Linked DNA regions of Homo sapiens: regions 2 and 3 are each linked to region 1. Evidence: chromatin loops called from intact Hi-C (ENCODE). Cell type or tissue: Calu3. All regions are shown on one strand. Links, peaks and the distances in the headings refer to the core of each region. The heading gives the core; the rest is flanking DNA. Region 1 overlaps LOC101928516 (a long non-coding RNA gene). Region 2 has its middle 260 kb from the start of SNORD156. Region 3 has its middle 380 kb from the start of SNORD156.

Region 1 (4,000 bases), core at 1-4,000:
TGTTTATCTGTATAAACAACTTAGAGAAGCAAGCCAAAAGAAAGAATGGTCTAGGGGACTTGTTTTGGTGCTGCACGTGCATAACATTTTAATTAAAATTAAGGGGAGTGTGGAAATCCATTATCCAAATTAAAGAGTAAGATGAAGGGCTGATGAACATTATTGGGGAGATGAGGGCTAAAGCTCACCCAACTCACTCCTTGCTGTCACTGATACTTAGGGCCCATTTTGCTTTGTTTCTATACATACTGGTCGTAGTTTCTTATTTGTGCAATGTATAGCATAGTGTGTGTAGAGCATGAGGGGCTTTAGATTACAAGATTAAGATAAAAACCACAGCTCCTAACTAAATTCCAAACATTTGTTACTACAATACATTTTCTTATTCAAATTTAAACACAAGGACCCATGATGGCATGTATCTCCTTATTTTTCCCAAAATAAAACTAATGTGGCTACCAAATAACCTAGAGTATGACTAAATTATAATTTAAAAATTGTTTTAATTAATAAGCTATTGCCCAATAAAATTTTGTAATAGAAACAATATTTTCAAATGTCCTCAATAAAATAGTTATTTTATTGGTTGAGGAATCTTGATATTTTAAGGAAACATCACAACCAAATTCAAACTTATTATTAATCTCAATGACAAAAATTTGAACCTCAATAAAAGCATTCATTTTAAAGGAAAGTACAAGAGGTTGTTAACAGTTGTGATCAAACCATTCTTAACAGTGGTCCCTCTGATACACTAGCTCAGCTGGCAAGAGTAGAGCCGACCAGCCTGACATTTAAGCTCACCACATGTGGGATAGTTAGTTCCAGTTTGCTTCATGACCACAAATTACATACCTAACTCTTGTCTACCAATTAAAGTGTATGACTTTGGTTGTGAGAATGGCCAAATAAAAGAATGTGGCTGTCTTGTGACAACATCTCTACTGGGAAAAACCACCTCAAACTCTCTGCCTTGTTGATGATGAATCAATAGTGCCATTGATACATAAATAAAGACAGCATTTTAATGCATTATACTAAAGGAGTCTCCAATTGTTTGATGTTAATTTTATAAAGAAAAGAGATGAACACATTTTTGAGAATGCATGAAAATATACATACTAAAATTTAATTTTACTGCTTTCCTAATACATCTCCTTCTTATTTCCAGTGACGATTTCAGATTGATTTCTGTCTATGAGACTAAACAGAGAAATAGAACGGTCCTGTGCATTTGCAAGATGCTGTCTCTTGAGAGTAGTCCCTCAGGATCATTTTTGAGAATATGTTGTATCAGCAAAGCAGAAGTGATCTGCACTCAAAGATTTTATATAATAACTATCAAAACCTTAGATAATGCAGAAACAATGGCAAGATATACTTTCTATCTATATAACTAGATAACATCCCTCCATATTTTAATCTCCTCTGGCACACTAAAAGAAAAAGAGAAAGGTAACAAGGATGGAATTGGAAAGAGAAAGGTAGCAAGGTAACAAAGATGGAATATATCATCTAATCATCTCTTGGTGATTTTTAATTTAATTATTCTTTAATTTATCTACCTCTGAAAAATCCCTGTATTTCAATCACTACTATTGCCACGAGGATGTCATATGTTAGCTTCTGGTAATTATGAGTCTTGCCTATCTGGTGGCACTTAGGATATTCTTTCCTGGAATATTAAGCTTACCCCACTTCATGCTTTCTGCTTGTCTCTATTACATAAACTTTTTAAAATACCATAGTTTGTAGACTTACTATAGATTTTTAAAAGCATGACCAATAACCACAAGCTGGCTACATGTTTTTTGTTTGTGTCCAAATAAACTTCTGTGTAAATATGCATATAAATACTGCATTTAATATCAAGGACAGGTATGAGAAAGAATATTGTACGCAAAGAAAGACTACTAGTCCAGTATTCTAAAAGATCCTTACTCAGAAAGGACCTGGATGAGATGATTCAGTGTTAACAGTCATGCCTGTAATACTAAGGCCTGAATTTCATGACAGCATCATGGACTTTGACTGCTCTCTACTGGATAGAAAATATATGAGGTCTTCTCAAATGGATAAGCATTTCTGAAGAGATTGTTTTTATCTTCTTTCTCTTCTCATATTAAGGTAGGTAAAGATTCCATTTCCTTGCTGTACTTCTTTATATGTAAGCTAACTGTATTATTATGTTATTTTCCACATTCCAAATTTCTGAATATTTTAAGATGATACATATACAATGATATATTTATCATAGCTTTACTTTTAAATGTGCTTTCTCCCAAATTTATTCCCAAGTCACTTCCAGCAAATGACATTTATATTATAATTTCTTTCAACATATATAGCAATCAGTGTTCAACCAACAATGCTCCTATGTTGTTATTATTGAAAAGAAGCCCTCCATCACACACACAGACACACACACACACACACATTCATGAGATACTAACAATGCTTTGATGATCATTTTTGGTTTTAAAACTAACAAAACAATCACAATTTATTTTTGATACTAAAAAGCTAGAGATTAGAGTTTCATAAATGAAATATGAGGCCTATGGGACACTGCCATAATAAGAAGAGGAAAGGTCACGTTGCCTTCCTGATGGAGGCAACTGTTCATTCCAAGCACTGATGTCATAGCTGCACTCCTGTAGGGAGATACTGAGTAGGAAACAGTTTTATTCCTTCATCAGTGTTCTCTGTGCTATTATATGAATAAAAAGTAAAGGCAACTCTGATAGAAAGAAATTTGGTTATGTAAAAAACATAATGAAAACATAATGCAAAATGAAAATTAATACTTAGAGCTTTTCTGAAAATAACACCTAAAATAAGCCTTTTCCAGACATTTCCAAGATATACTTTCTAACTCCTTCTAATATTCAGGATTAAAAAAATCTGTAAAATATTATCTGAATTAAAAGAAGAGTCTTCAAACTGAGATATATGTATTTCTGGGGTACCTGAGGCTTTCTAAGGAATTCCCATGAAAGGATGATATTAAGGAAGTTTATTTCTGGTACCTCAACCTTTGTAAATTCATTTTTCCTACATATTTATCTGTCTGAGACTCTGGGAGCCTCCTTTTATAATGGACTTTTCGCCTATTGTTTTCAACAACCAGATTGGAAAAACCTCATAATTCACGTGGCGACAATACAAAGGTTTTGGCCCTGATAGTTGGGAATTAGCATGATAATAAATGCTGACATACGGTGTTGCTGAACATTGCCTTTCCTCAAAAAAACTGCTGTAAAGGGCTCCAGTTGGTACCAACTCAAGCTGAGAACTCAGGATACACCCTCCTGCCTCACACCTACCCCTGAACAACACTGTGGAGAACCAGCGGTGTTTTGTGTGTGTGTGTGTGTGTGTATATATATATATATATATATATATGTATATATATATATATATATATATATATACTTAGCTTTATTTTAAAAAGTACTTTCTCCCAAATTTATTACCAAGTCACTTCTAGCAAATGGAATATGTGTGAGATACCATATGTGCATATACACACATATATACAAGTATACACAGACACATATGTGTGTGTACATGTATTGAAAGTATATATTTAGAATAAATAATTTGAAATAGAGTGTTTAATTTTACTTTTAGTAGATATTGTCAAATTTGCCTTTTGTAGATGCTGTACCACTTTATATTCTCAACAAAACCAAAGAAATATGTGGAAGATGTTTCTCCCACCTTGTTATTGAAGGTGGAAGAAACATCTTTTTTATAAACCATTAGGTGAAAAATGCAATCCTATCATTAATTTTCATTTCTTCAAATTATAAAATGAAGCATCTTTTCATGCATTTAGGAGCCAGACCAGGTGTGGTGGCTCGTGCCTATAATCCCAGCACTTTGGGAGGCCAAGGCAGGAGGATTGCTTGAGTCCAGTTCAAGACCAGCCTGGGCAACATGGCAAAACTCTGTCTCTACAAAAAAATACAAAAAAAATTAGCCAGGCATGGTGGTG
Region 2 (4,000 bases), core at 1-4,000, 460 kb before region 1:
AGTCATTCCTTCTTTTTGGTCTGTTCTGTGGTCTAGTACTATTGAACTATCCAGAGCCCCACTACATGGAACTTTATGATCCTGTACTTTAGTACTTTTTTTTTTCTTTTTCCTTTCCACATTTAAGGATCTTCAAGACTCTTCTTACATATTACCTCTCCTGTGAGAGATTTTCTGTGCCATTGCCTCTATAAGACTGTCTCTTAGGAAAGGTGAACTATATTCTAAACAACCAGTGTCTATGCCTTTACTATGTACTCACTGTATTAGTCTGTTTTTATGCTACTGATAAAGACATACCCAAGACTGGGAAGAAAAAGAGATTTAATTGGACTTACTGTTCCACATGGCTGAGGAGGCCTCAGAATCATGGTGGGAGGCAAAAGGTGCCTCTTACATGGCAGGGGCAAGAGAAAATGAGGAAGAAGCAAAAGTGGAAACCCATCAGATGTTATGAGACTTATTCACTATCACAAGAATAGCAGGAGAAAGACCGGCCCCATGATTCAATTACCTTCCCCTGGGTCCCTCCCACAACATGTGGAAATACTGGGAGATACAATTCAAGTTGAGATTTGGGTGGGAATACAGCCAAACCACATCACTCACATTCTATTATTTGTTCACATGTAACCACCTTCCCCAGACTATGAGTGCTTGAGGGCTCTTTCCTGGATATTTCTTGTGTTTCTCAAACTCAACCTCATCAAAACCATTTATTTCTCTTTCTAACTCATTTCTTTTTGCAAATGCCCAGTATTAAGATAAATATACAAATGAGGATCATTGTACACCTTTATTGTTTCTCAAATGATGAAACTCTAAATCCCTTTTAAATTCCTCCTTCTCATTTCCATGACCACTGCTTTAGTTCAGAAATCTATCTCATCATTCTGTTGCTTCCAGAATTTTTTTAAATGTAACTCTCTCCTGTCCCCTGGTTAAACTGCTCAATGGTTCAATGGCTCTTCATTGTTGGTAAATAAAATCCATACTCTCTATACTGATAATATAGAAACCTTCATAGTATTATTCCATGATATTATCTCCCCAGCCTTATCTCATCTCACACCTACATATGAGCTCCCAGCACACCAATTTGTGGTTTCTGAAAGTACTATGCTTTGTCCAGTGCTTTTATCTGTTTTGTTTCCTTGCCTAAGATCACCTTATGTCCCAATCCCTTTTGTCATTCACCCACTGCCATCCACCACACATATCTCTCCCGAAAGTATCACTTTTCTCTTCAGGATGAATTGATGTCCCTTTTCTGAGTTCCCAGCTCTTTCTGCTTGTATTTCTAGCACAGCTCATTTTTCCTAGTATTGTCTGTCATCCCTATTACACTGTGACTTATTTAAGGAAGGAGAATGCATGATATCTCTGTCTTCCTATTGCCTATCACAGTACTTATTACAGAAGAGTCAGTAAACATAAAGCCTTTTGTGTGGAAGGTAATCAGTAAATACATATTCAGTTAAGCTGAATCTCAAAGGAAGAGTCCATTGGAAATACATCTGGAGGTGTTGTGGTTGTAACATCTTCAGGTGTCTTTCGTGTATGAATGTCATTTAGTGGAACAAAAACTCAAATTGTCTCTCCAAAGTGTGAAGCTCCAGTCTCTTGGTTTGTCTGCCATACTGACTTCTGCTAATCTTCATTCCTATGCTATCATTTAGACCTTATTTAACAATTCAAACTCACAAAGATACCATTCAATTACTTTGTTGAGTGGAATTTAGTTTGGGCTTTAGAAAAGTATCCTAACTCTTTCCAGCCACAGGTTATCATTTAGTCAGAGTATTGTGGTAGCAGTGGTTGGAGAATGAATGTGGAGGTGATGGTGGTCTATGACGGTATTGCAGGAAGCACATAAATGGCAGGAGCAAAGTCCAAGTACACAATGTGAGGGAAAGGAAACTGGGTGTTAGGTGAGGTCCAACAATGAGATAATCCAAGTAGCATTTCCAGCTCTCAGCTACTACAGGAATTTTGAAGATTTAAAAATAGATATAATATGTTCCTTGTTGCATTCCCAGACGTGGAAGGGCTCTTCTGTCACATTCTCAGACTCTGTGGGTCCTACAAGACATATAAAATAGGGAATGGGTGTTTAAGTCTGGACAAAACGGAGGCACAAATTAACATTCCACATTCCAATAGGAAAAAGAAAAACCTCGAAACAAAATCACACCACTCTATATCCTTGCAGACATAGCTGAGGTTAATGTTAAAAGTGTTAAATCAGCTCTGTTTTTTTTTTTTTTTTTCCTCTTTCTGAGAAATGTACTGGGGGAAAGGAGGAAATAAGGTTTAGGGGGGTGAATACATGACTATGTATAACTACAGTTTATATTTTATAGAAAAATATAGAATGTAGAAGTCTTTCTGGAAAAAAAATGCTGAAAATTGAATTATTATAAATTTTGAATGCAGGTACATTGTATCAAAATGAAAGTCAAGTAGTTCACCACCCAAAAAGCATTCATCATGCTTTTTGTTGATGCTAAATGTTGTTATTTAGTTATTTAGTTGTAATTTAGTTTGTGATTCAGACTTTACTGATCTATAGGTCAGATCGTAGTTGGGCAAACCTTTATGGACTCATGTTTGACCAAAAAAAAAATAAAAATATGTATTATTTTGTTATTATAGTTTAAACTTTTTTTTTTTTTTGAGACGGAGTCTCACTCTGTCACCCAGGCTGGAGTGCAGTGGCGTGATCTTGGCTCACTGCAAGCTCCGCCTCCCAGGTTCATGCCATTCTCCTGCCTCAGCCTCCCAAGTAGCTGGGACTACAGGCGCCCGCCACCACGCCTGGCTAATTTTTTGTATTTTTAGTAGAGACGGGGTTTCACCATGTTAGCCAGGATGGTCTCAATCTCCTGACCTCGTGATCTGCCTGCCTCGGCCTCCCAAAGTACTGGGATTACAGGCGTGAGCCACCGTGGCTGGCCATAGTTTAAACTTTTAACAGTGAATATTTTATTCAGCTGTTTATTTCTTAATGTAACAGCTAAATTAAACATAGTGAATTGTATTACCTGAGAAATCACCTATATATCAGGAAAACTATACATATTACTGATATTTGATCAAAAAGGGGTTAAGAAATATTTTGCTGAGGAAAAACTGTAAAAATAATTCATTTTTCTTAGTTTGTGAAAATGAGTGGAAGTCAAGGACAGAGCCTCTAGTATCATTTATAGTGGAAGGATTAATTTGTTTTTTTAAACACGAGTTTATGGAGAAAATTGAAGTGAAGAAAATTTTCACAACACTGATTAAAAACTTGCTTGGGCAAATCAACTTGCTACCCTGTGTTTTGGTTGCCCCATGTATAAAGTGAGGTGAGATTAAGTATGCAAAATTTCTCTAATCTTTAAAATGTAATCATTCTTTTATCTTCTTAATTACCTAAAGAAAAGTTGATTGAAAAATATGTAACACTATAAAATGGGTACTGTAACACAAGTCTTTGGAAAAATGAACATTATTGAATATCAAAGATGAAGTAATGTTTAATTTGTTCTTATCTTGCTTTTGTAGTCAAATATTTTTTAAATGAAAGAGTAACAGTTCTATATATTGAACTGTTTAAAGAGGTAACAAAATACACATTTTGGTCAGATGCTGAAAGTTTGGGTGTTAAAGTCAATGTCTAGTTAAAGCCGAGGTTAAACAGCATCATAGAAAGAGTGCCAATAGAGAAAAATCTGAAATTTTATCAAAAAATTTAATTGTTATTAAATTTTCCATGTTAAAATGTTAAACATTTTAAAGGGGTTAAGTTATGCAGGAGCAATGATCTCTGAGCACTGCCAACAACAAATTTCTCTTGAGATTCCTCTAAACCATATTTATGTTGAATTAATAGTTAGTGGAAGAGGCTTACCTTTCTCTAACACCACCATTGTTTTTTCTTCATATTCTTTTTTATTTCTAGATAGAAGACAGTTTTCATTGTCATTGCCAACATGATTTTGGATTTCCACCCTAA
Region 3 (9,197 bases), core at 1-4,000, 340 kb before region 1:
ACTAAAAATATAAAATTTGCTGGGTGTGTTGATGCATGCCTGTAATCCTAGCTACTTGGGGGGCTGAGGCAGGAGAATCGCTTGAACCCGGGAGGCAGAGGTTGTGGTGAGCCAAGATTGCGCCACTGCACTCCAGCCTGGGCAACAAGAGTGAAACTCCATCTCCAAACAAACAAACAAACAAAAACATGTGTCTCTATATTGTGGCCCCATATTATTATTCTTTTAAAATCCCTATTGTTGATTTTCAGAAAGCTTTAGCCTCTTCTCCTATATCTAGCTATTATTATTATTATCATTTCCTTCTTGACTCATCCAATTTAATATATATTTAGAGAACATGAAAACAAGATTACAGGGCTTAGAAAAATTATATCTAAAATAAGGCAAAATGTTTCTGAGTTAGGGCCTGAGGGATATTCCTCTATGCAAACTGAGTATGTGGCTGATTATGTGGACTCAATAATTCTAGTCTTTTTGGAAGCCTTTTTGGCTCAATTTTTGAGTGTAGGATAAATTCCAGATAAATATAAATACTACTAGACCTCTGAGTTCTGGACAAAGAAAGCATGACTCTATGTTTTACACATAGTGTTGATGGTTGCTCTTTATAAAGACTGGTTAACATTTCTTTTCATTTGTTAGGACATTTGGACTTCTAAACTTGCTGAATGGAGGGGACTTGAGTAGATACAAACAGGGAAAACTTAATCCTGGCATGCAAATTGACTACTGAAAGCAGGATCAAGAAAGAGGAAGAAAAGAGTAAGGAGGATAAATGCATACAAAATCTAGAACTTACTGTGAGCAGGAGCCCTTTCAAACTGCAAGTGAACCCTGCATAAAGTCACAGTTTAGAGATATAAGAAGGGGTACCTGTGCTGATGGTCAGAGAGAGGCCACGACCACTTGGGTGTGACACAGTAATGATACCTTGGCAATGAGCACTGCCAGGCAAACAATACTCAATGGGTGCCTAAGAGGAATTTAGGCTGAGCTGACCTCCAAATAAATCAACTTATGATAAACAAAACTGCCTCCTTCATATGTTATTGGATGCCCAATGAATCAAGATTGTATTTATTCCACTGACTATGGGCTATTCACCCATCTTTTATAAAAATATTCATAAATATAGAAAAGCTCTAAAGGCAATATAAGAACACATATACATCTTTTCAGAATTATCCTATTTGCCTCAGGCTTGTTTAAAGGAATGAAGTGTTAAAGATGCAGTTTAACTTCTTTTTAAATCCCTTCCCAGCCTGAGAATTGAGAGAGTGTGCCTACTACTACTAAGGGCAATTTTGGAGTTTGATAAATTAACTGGGAAAAAATGAATATGTGATTTTATTTTTGTCTCAAATTCTGGGTTATGCTGCACATAAAGTAAAGGGAAGTATTACACATTCTTTTTCTACAGATTTGTTTTTCTTTTTCATCATGTAATAGTGCGTCAAATGTCTTATCAGATATTCATTAGGTCTGCTTGACGGACAGCAGTACATTTGTTTTGGCACATACATTGTGGGTAAGGAGTTTCTAAAGTCATGTTTAATGAAGTTACATAGCTTTAATACCTGACGAGGGAGTGCCCCGACTAAGCAACCACAAGGGAAATAAAATGATTAAAACATCCTAGCTGCTGTTCTTTTTCACTTAGGAAACACAGACTACCAGATGCAGATATTTTGGGTGCAAGGTTTGCCTGTGGACAAATTATTCATCTTTCCCATATTATATTTTCTTCTGGATCATAAGATAGGAAAGATTGTTACAGGTTGCATTCCCAGGAAGCAGACACAGATTTGGGGGTTTGCATGCAAGGGTTTTTATTGTGTAATGCCTTGGGAACACTCCTTAAGAGAGTGAGGGAGGCAGGCTTTTGCAGAGGGAAAAGTTGAACTGTGATGCAAATACAACACAGGACTTAGCTGATCCCATGGAGCTCTTGAAAGCAGGGTGGCCCTTCTCAGTTGTCCCCATTTGAGGCAAGAATGAAAAGGCTTGCTTCTGTGGAGGGAGCGATAGCCGTCAGTGAGGCAGTTCCTCATGGTCTAAGGCAATTTCAGGAGAGAGCCTTAAGTGCGCAACATCAGCAGGAAACGCTACCAGCATCAAGAGAAATGAGTGCTGCAGTCCTGAAGGGGGAATCCCCAGGGTTCGCCATAGCACTCAGCCTGTACATGCAGTGTATTTAAAATAGCACAAAGCAGATACAGGGGCGTGTATATTGTTAATAGTCAAATCATATGTTGTTAATAGTCAAAACATATGTTACTAATAGCCAAATAATCATTCAGTTTCATCAGGGCAGCTATCCAAATTAATGTAATTTGATTTTTCTGCAAATATATATTTTATTCTTAGTAGTAAAATTATAAAACTATATGAATTTTTTTGTATCTTTAAACAATTAAACCATTAAAATACCTATTTAAGAACTATTTCATGAAGATGATCTCAAGCAATCAGACAGTAAGGGGATGTGCAAAAGTAAGAAAAGCCATGTTCATTCTAAGGAAACAGCAATATAATTTGACAGATTAAATATACAGATGAGAAGAGTCATGTAACCACACATAAGAAAGTGCATAATAATGTCATAGAATGAAGGTGCTAACACAATATAGATTGTGGAAGCTGCCAGAGTATGTTGGTGTCTGTGCTGGTGAAGAAATATCATTAATAAAAGGAAGAGTTGAAGTTTTTCCTTTTACATTTCTCCAAAGGTACTGCTTTTAGCAGGTTAAAGGTAATTATTGCCTCATTATTCTTTTTGTAAATACCTAGGTTATCAAAAGTTATCAAAGGAAAAATGGAACAGATACATGTTAGTTTCCAAAATTGTTTAGTCCAGTGAAACTTAATTTAAATGATGTTGCAATTGTATGACTTTGGTTACAATCTGGATTAAGTAATTTCCCCGAGTAGTTCTCTGTATACCTATAATGGAAAAGACATAGAACGTAAGTATTATTCTTGTGTTCATAAGAGCAGAGTTGTGGTCCTGATCTATCAGAAGTCAGAATTCTGGTGAAAATGCATTTACCATGTTGTTAACCATATCTCTGAGATATACAGCTATTGTCCTCTATATGATAGCCTATGATGTTAACCATTCCTTACATTTAGAAAGAAAACAACTACATTTAGAAGTACTAATCCTGTAGTTCCATAGGATTCTGGAAGAAATCTGACTACTGAGGCTGATTGATTGATTGGAATGATATGATGTTTGAGTATAATGTCTGAATATAAGAATTATATAGAATAATCAGGGCCCAGGCTAGACTAGGTTTTGTTCTGAAAGCTTCCTTGAAAGTTGAAAGTTTGGAGTTCATGGGAAAATTTACCCAGTAAGTATCATTTTCCTTGAAATAAAGTTACAAATGAGAGGTAGTCCTAGGCTAGTTCTCAGATGTTTAACAAAACTTGATTTTATTAGATCTAACTTTGTGTCAAGGTTTCACTAAGTATGGATCCCTTGGTGAGTTGTGAGCTCCAGAGGTGACATGGAACTCTGGTGGCAGAAGGGGTCCCCAGGGAGGGGAGAATGAAGGAAGCAGAGCCTCCAACAACTTGTATCTCATCATGGAGAGAAAAAGTGAGCTGAGCAGTAAGGGAAGAATGTCTGTTGAATAAATTAATGCCATTTTGACCTACAAGTTGTTTTCATGTTAGGGATTGTTTTAGATGATATTTTAGGATAATGCTTTAAATAAATAACTCAGTTTGATAGTTTTAATTCAAATTCATTTTGATATTTGATTCAAATTTATTTCACTTTGATAATTTTCCACTTGCTTGTGGTAGTTTTAAAATATGTCTTTACTTTTTGGTCTTAATTTTTACTTTCTCTTGAATTGTATTTATTGCCTAAGTAACATCATAGTAACAATACAATAAATCAAATAGAAGAAAAATTTACTCACCGTCTCCTCATGCTGACGTATCAGCTGCTTTCATTTTTCTATTTTCTTGTCTAGTGTTTCCACACATAAACATTATAACCAAAACAGAGACACTTCTGTGCTCTGCTCTTTTTCAGTTGGCATTGTATCATGTTTTATGAGTCTTCATCCTTTCCCCTCTACCACTCCTAAAAACAAGAAACCCTTGGCCTTCCACATTCCATGTTGGAGGCCCAGGCTTATAAACCTCTGCCCTGGGCATTGATTTTTATGCATCTTCCTTTCATGATGGGGCTGTATGTTCCACCTATGAGAACATGCATCTCTGTGGATGTCTTCTCCAATTAGAAGGGAATGAGAAGGGAGTGACTTTCCATTCTCCTCTTAAAAGTGCAAAGAAACTGTACCTTCTCAGACAGCACTTTGGGGATGCATATTGTTTTCAGTGTCATTTGAATTTAAAGGTAATTTCAAGTTTTATAGTTGAAACACTTCTCAACTGGTTCCCTTGGTGTGGTGCCTGGCATGTAGTAGGCATGCAATAAGTGTTTATTGAATGAAGGATATTTTCATACAGGATTGCAATCAATTACATTAGCAGAAGAAAATTTCTCATAATGTATTTCCAAAAGAAAATTTGTTTGCCTACCAGAATAATTATGAAAAATAAACAAACAAAACCTAAAACAAAAATCATAATGCATTAAAACATACATTTTGAAGAATAATGCTAGCCATTGTCCTATTTGCTTATAGAAGTTTTAGACTCTTTTAAGCTTCACAACAACAACAACGTGTGATACTTTTATTTATACTCCTGTCTTGTAGATGAATAAGATGCAGAGAAGTTAAAGTTGCCCAATTAACAAGCAAGTGTTGGAGCTAAGATTTGGACACTGCCCTTTTGATTGCCAAGTCTGTGTTCTTATATCTTTGTAGCACCCACAGTATGCTTGTAGGTTTTAGATAGCATAAAGATCAGAAGGCTGTAGAAAGAGGCTTCTAGGTGTCCCTTTAAGTATGATGAGTTGGTGCTTTGGAGTGGGAATGTCAGCAGCTGTGATTTGCTGTGGGGATGTCCCTGATTCCATCCTAGTGGCTAAGAGCAGTTAACCTCTGGATTTTCTGAATTGTCTATAGGTGTAGATTTGAACTTTTCAGGACCTTCAGTCATTTAAAAGTGCTCATGCCTGGTACAGGTTACCTAACTGCTTAGGAAACTATAGAGAAGATGATACTTCCATATTATACTTGCATATGAAGTGTTTGGGGTTGGCAGGGGAATGCTACAGGTTCTGCCATAGAAATTTCTAAAAATTACAAGTTTGAAATTTAATATAATCAACCAAAAGGAAATAAAATGAAGTGAAATAAATTACTACATCTTTTAACAAGAAAAAGGATTCAATGTAATACTTGATTATATGTAGAGATGTGTTTTGTGAAATTATCTCGCATTTTAAAAGCTTATAAATGCTAGAATGAATATCTAATGTTTTGTAAAATTCTATAAACATATTTTACTTTTATTTATTTTGAATAAATTGTAATATGAAACTCTGTGTATCAATAAATACAACCTTAAGATAAAAATAAATATGTCATAGAATTTCAATGAAAATATTGGCTATGAGTACTTGTAATTTAACCTTTTAAATATTAGAACTAGTAGTAATAATGGAAGTTTTTTTTTAAAAAAATGTCGTATTTGGACCAAGCATCCACTAAGTAACTGTTGCCCTCTTCAGTTCACTGGGGAATTTTAAAAGACATAGCTAAACATTCCTAAAAATACTTCTGAGAAATACAACTCCACTTCATAGATATAGTAAGTCAGTCAAAAACATTAAATGTCTGAGCACAATAGCAACATTCTATTTTAGTGTCAGGAATTAATTTTAGGAAATATGAGCTTTATTCACAATGTGATACTATAATTGTAGGTTATGGAAATATGCTGGGAAGATAACACCATAAGTGTCAAAGTGAGGCAATTTAAAATGAAACTTAGTTTTTTTTAATGATTGAATTAGTGTCCTTTATGTTATTCAAAATACTTAGTTTTCAGAATGAGGCAAGGATGTTACAACTAGTAACTTAGAATCAGAATGTGGATCCATGTTTGTATAATATATATCTCATGAACTGTGCTTCTGACCTGCCAATATTTCTCAAGATTTTTACTAGAAAGGTAGTACAAATTTGAAACACAAATCAACAAAATTAAAACTACAAATGCACTAAAAACTATAATTTTGAGTTTTGAAAAAATTATCCATCTGCTTAAGTGATGAAGTCATGACTAGCAACTAAACCGAAGACAAAAGATACACTGATTAAAAATGTATGATCTATAATGCTTTTACATATCTGTCCGAGAGTCTCAACTTTTGTATTTGAATGGCCTTCCTTAGTTATTAGTGCTTCTTAATATTTATGCCAAAATGAAAATGTGTTTGAGGCATATATAATAAATCTACCAGAATTCACTTTTCTCACTTATATCTGGAACAATATTAGCTCAGTTAATTTTATCACTAGCTTATTTGTGTGAATTGCATTTAACAAAACAAAGAGTTATTATTGACAGTATTAAAGAAAAACATTCGGCGAGTGTTGGCCATAGCCAGGTATTCACTTTGAGCTTTACGCTCTTTATCTCATGTAATCTTCAAACAACCCTGTGAGATGGAAATATTATTATCTCTATTCTATAGATAGAATTTCTATAAAATTATAGACAATTTTGTTTTCAAATATACTAATGTTTCTTCCTTGCTATGTCTAAGGTATAAAGAATCCATCCTTTGTATAGAACTAACATAATAGTCTAACTTGATACAATTGAAGAAAGCTATCTTTGTAGGCTTTCAGATAGTCTATTTCAGCTGCATTTTACTACCATCCTTAAATAAAGGATTTGTTTTGTACCAACAACTTTGGAAAATATACTTTTGGGCTACTAGAAAATTTACTAACTTCATTGTCGGGGTTAAAGTTAGATGCTTACTGAAAGAAATTCATCAAGATCTGCCATTAACACTACAGTTATGTCCCTCAGTACATACAGGAAGTTGGTTCTAGTACACCTGCATATACTAAAATCTGCACATACTCAAGGCCAGTTGTCAGCCCTGAGGAAACTGAGTACACAAAAAGTTGGTCCTTCCAATATGCCTGCTTTGTATCCTAAGAACACTGTATTTTTCAATCCATGTTTGGTTAACAAAAATCTGCCTATAAGTGGACCCTTGCAGTTCAAACCCATGTTGTTTGATGGTAAACTATATTTGTAAATAATTAGTGAGTAGGAATTAACCACGTGGCAAGGTTTTTTTATTGCAATGTAAAAAATGTTCAGCACACTTTTATAAAATAGCTTAATATTGTAGCTGTACATCTAAAGGGAAACTGATAAGCACAGATATCACTATAGTTGTGAATCGAACTGAATAATGATTAGAAGAACAAACATTAGAGTGAATAAACTCAGCAGAAAGGACATGTTCTTTCATTTCTCTTGTGTAACTATCTAGATTTGGACAAGCTGAGCCATATGGCAGGTATATGTTTACTTTTTGAAAAATCCCCAAACTGTTTTCCAAAGGAATTGTTCCATTGTACATTAAGATCAACAATTTGTGAGTGTTCCAGTTCCTTTACATCCTTGCTAGCACTTGGAGCGTTAGTCATTCTAATCAGTATGTACTGGTACCTAATTATGATTTGAATTTGCATTGCCTCATAACTAATGATGCTGAGCTACTTTTTCTGAGTTTATTTGCTATCTTCACATTTTCTTTGGTGAAATATTTCTTAAAATCTTTTGCCCATTGTTTTTATTGGGATATCTGTTTTCTTATTTTTGAGTTTTGAGAGTTATTTATATATTCAGGATGCAATTTATATATTCAAGATGCAAGTTTTCTGATGGACATATGATTTGTAAATATTTTCTCCCAGTGTATAGCTTGTCTTTTCATTCTCTTAAGAGGATATCTTAAAGATTTGGACATAAATGTTCATATAAGCTTTATCTGTAATAGCCAAAATATGGAAACAACCTGAATATACACCCACAGGTGAGAAGATAAACAAATGGTGGTATCTAATCCATGGAAAACTATGCAGCAAAATAAAGCAAAGAATTGTTGATGCATAACATGTCAGCTGAAGAATCATGAGGTTCATAAACTTAGAGTAGGGAATTCTATGTTTTATAAAGGGTTGCTACTGGGGAAATGTAGCCTCTGATAGAAACCAGAAGCAGATATTCATAGAGAAGAGTGACATAGAAATTTATGCTGAATGAGTCATCTAAGTACGCGTATTTAACAGGTTATATGAGAAGTTATAACTATTCACAAAGGGGGCATGTATACATGCATAGTAAGCAAACTTACATGTTACATATGTCCCATGTTCACTTTCAATGCATGAAAATTAGGCTGTGTGCATCAAGAGGTGAAATGGAAGAAGCAAAGGCATTTTGTGTGCAGCCTCTGTAAACTGACCAAAAGCAGTCTATTATTGGTGGTCCTTTGTCAGAAAGAAATACAGGTCAGTTGTGTAGATCAGCAGCAAAGCACAGCTTTCAAAAGGGCTGGTTTCTGTTTAACATATGGGGCTGGTTTCTATTTAACTCATAGCCTAATGGCGATTACTGAAGGAGGAGGTATAAGGAGGTGTGTTCAACCTCCTATCTTGTCATGGCCCAAATTCAGTTTTTAAGTTTCTCTGGGGTGCCCTAGCCAAGAGAGGGTTTGTTCAGTCAGTTGGGGGGCTTAGGATTTTATTTTTATTTCTCAGACAACATGGGTTGTTCTCAAAATAATTATGCTGAGTGAAAGAAGCCAGACCCAAAAAGAGTACACACTTTATAATTACATTTATATAAAATTCTAGAAAATGCAAACTAATTTATAGTGACAAAACATGATAAGTGGCTGCATGGAAATAGAGTGGGAAGTGGGAAGGATTACATTAAGGCATGAGGAAATTTTTGGAGGTGATGAGTACATTCATTATACTGCTTTCAGTGATGATTTCATGGGTTTATTCATGTGTTCAAACTTGATTTGTATACTTTAAATATGTACAGTTTGTTGTATGTCAATTGTACCTCAAAAAAGCTGTTTTTAAAATCAGCAGAAATTTTGCATTATACTCCTTTTATTTGTGCTCTTAATTGAATTACCAAAAAAGGAAAAAAAGTATAGTACTCTACCTAAAGTTATACTGCATTTCATTCCTATTGTTGTAACACCATTTGGCTCATTCTAA

The links. A loop is a pair of places that touch in the nucleus more often than their neighbours do. Peaks named below come from ENCODE experiments on the same cell type or tissue, not always from the same donor. Only the 100,000 strongest peaks of a DNase experiment are listed, where the experiment ranks them.
Region 2: a loop joins it to region 1, with 2.7 times the contacts of the local background. A loop is called at or near these places in 3 of 110 quality-filtered maps.
Region 3: it touches region 1 in a loop (4-fold over the local background); 3 of 110 quality-filtered maps call a loop at or near these places.

What each region holds. Positions count from the first base shown.
Region 1 is chr6:74,407,676-74,411,675 of GRCh38, reverse strand. The region is part of intron 2 of LOC101928516 (a long non-coding RNA gene); the gene reads right to left. Among named protein-coding and RNA genes, the nearest start is that of CD109, 710 kb to the right of the region's middle. In Calu3, for the core only: a CTCF peak has its summit at 2,012 (motif pointing left); no DNase peak of the experiment used is centred there.
Region 2 is chr6:74,868,531-74,872,530 of GRCh38, reverse strand. No RefSeq gene overlaps it. Among named protein-coding and RNA genes, the nearest start is that of SNORD156, 260 kb to the left of the region's middle. In Calu3, for the core only: no CTCF peak of the experiment used is centred there; DNase peaks (open chromatin) are centred at 560 and 1,870.
Region 3 is chr6:74,742,335-74,751,531 of GRCh38, reverse strand. No RefSeq gene overlaps it. Among named protein-coding and RNA genes, the nearest start is that of SNORD156, 380 kb to the left of the region's middle. In Calu3, for the core only: no CTCF peak of the experiment used is centred there; DNase peaks (open chromatin) are centred at 1,601 and 2,101.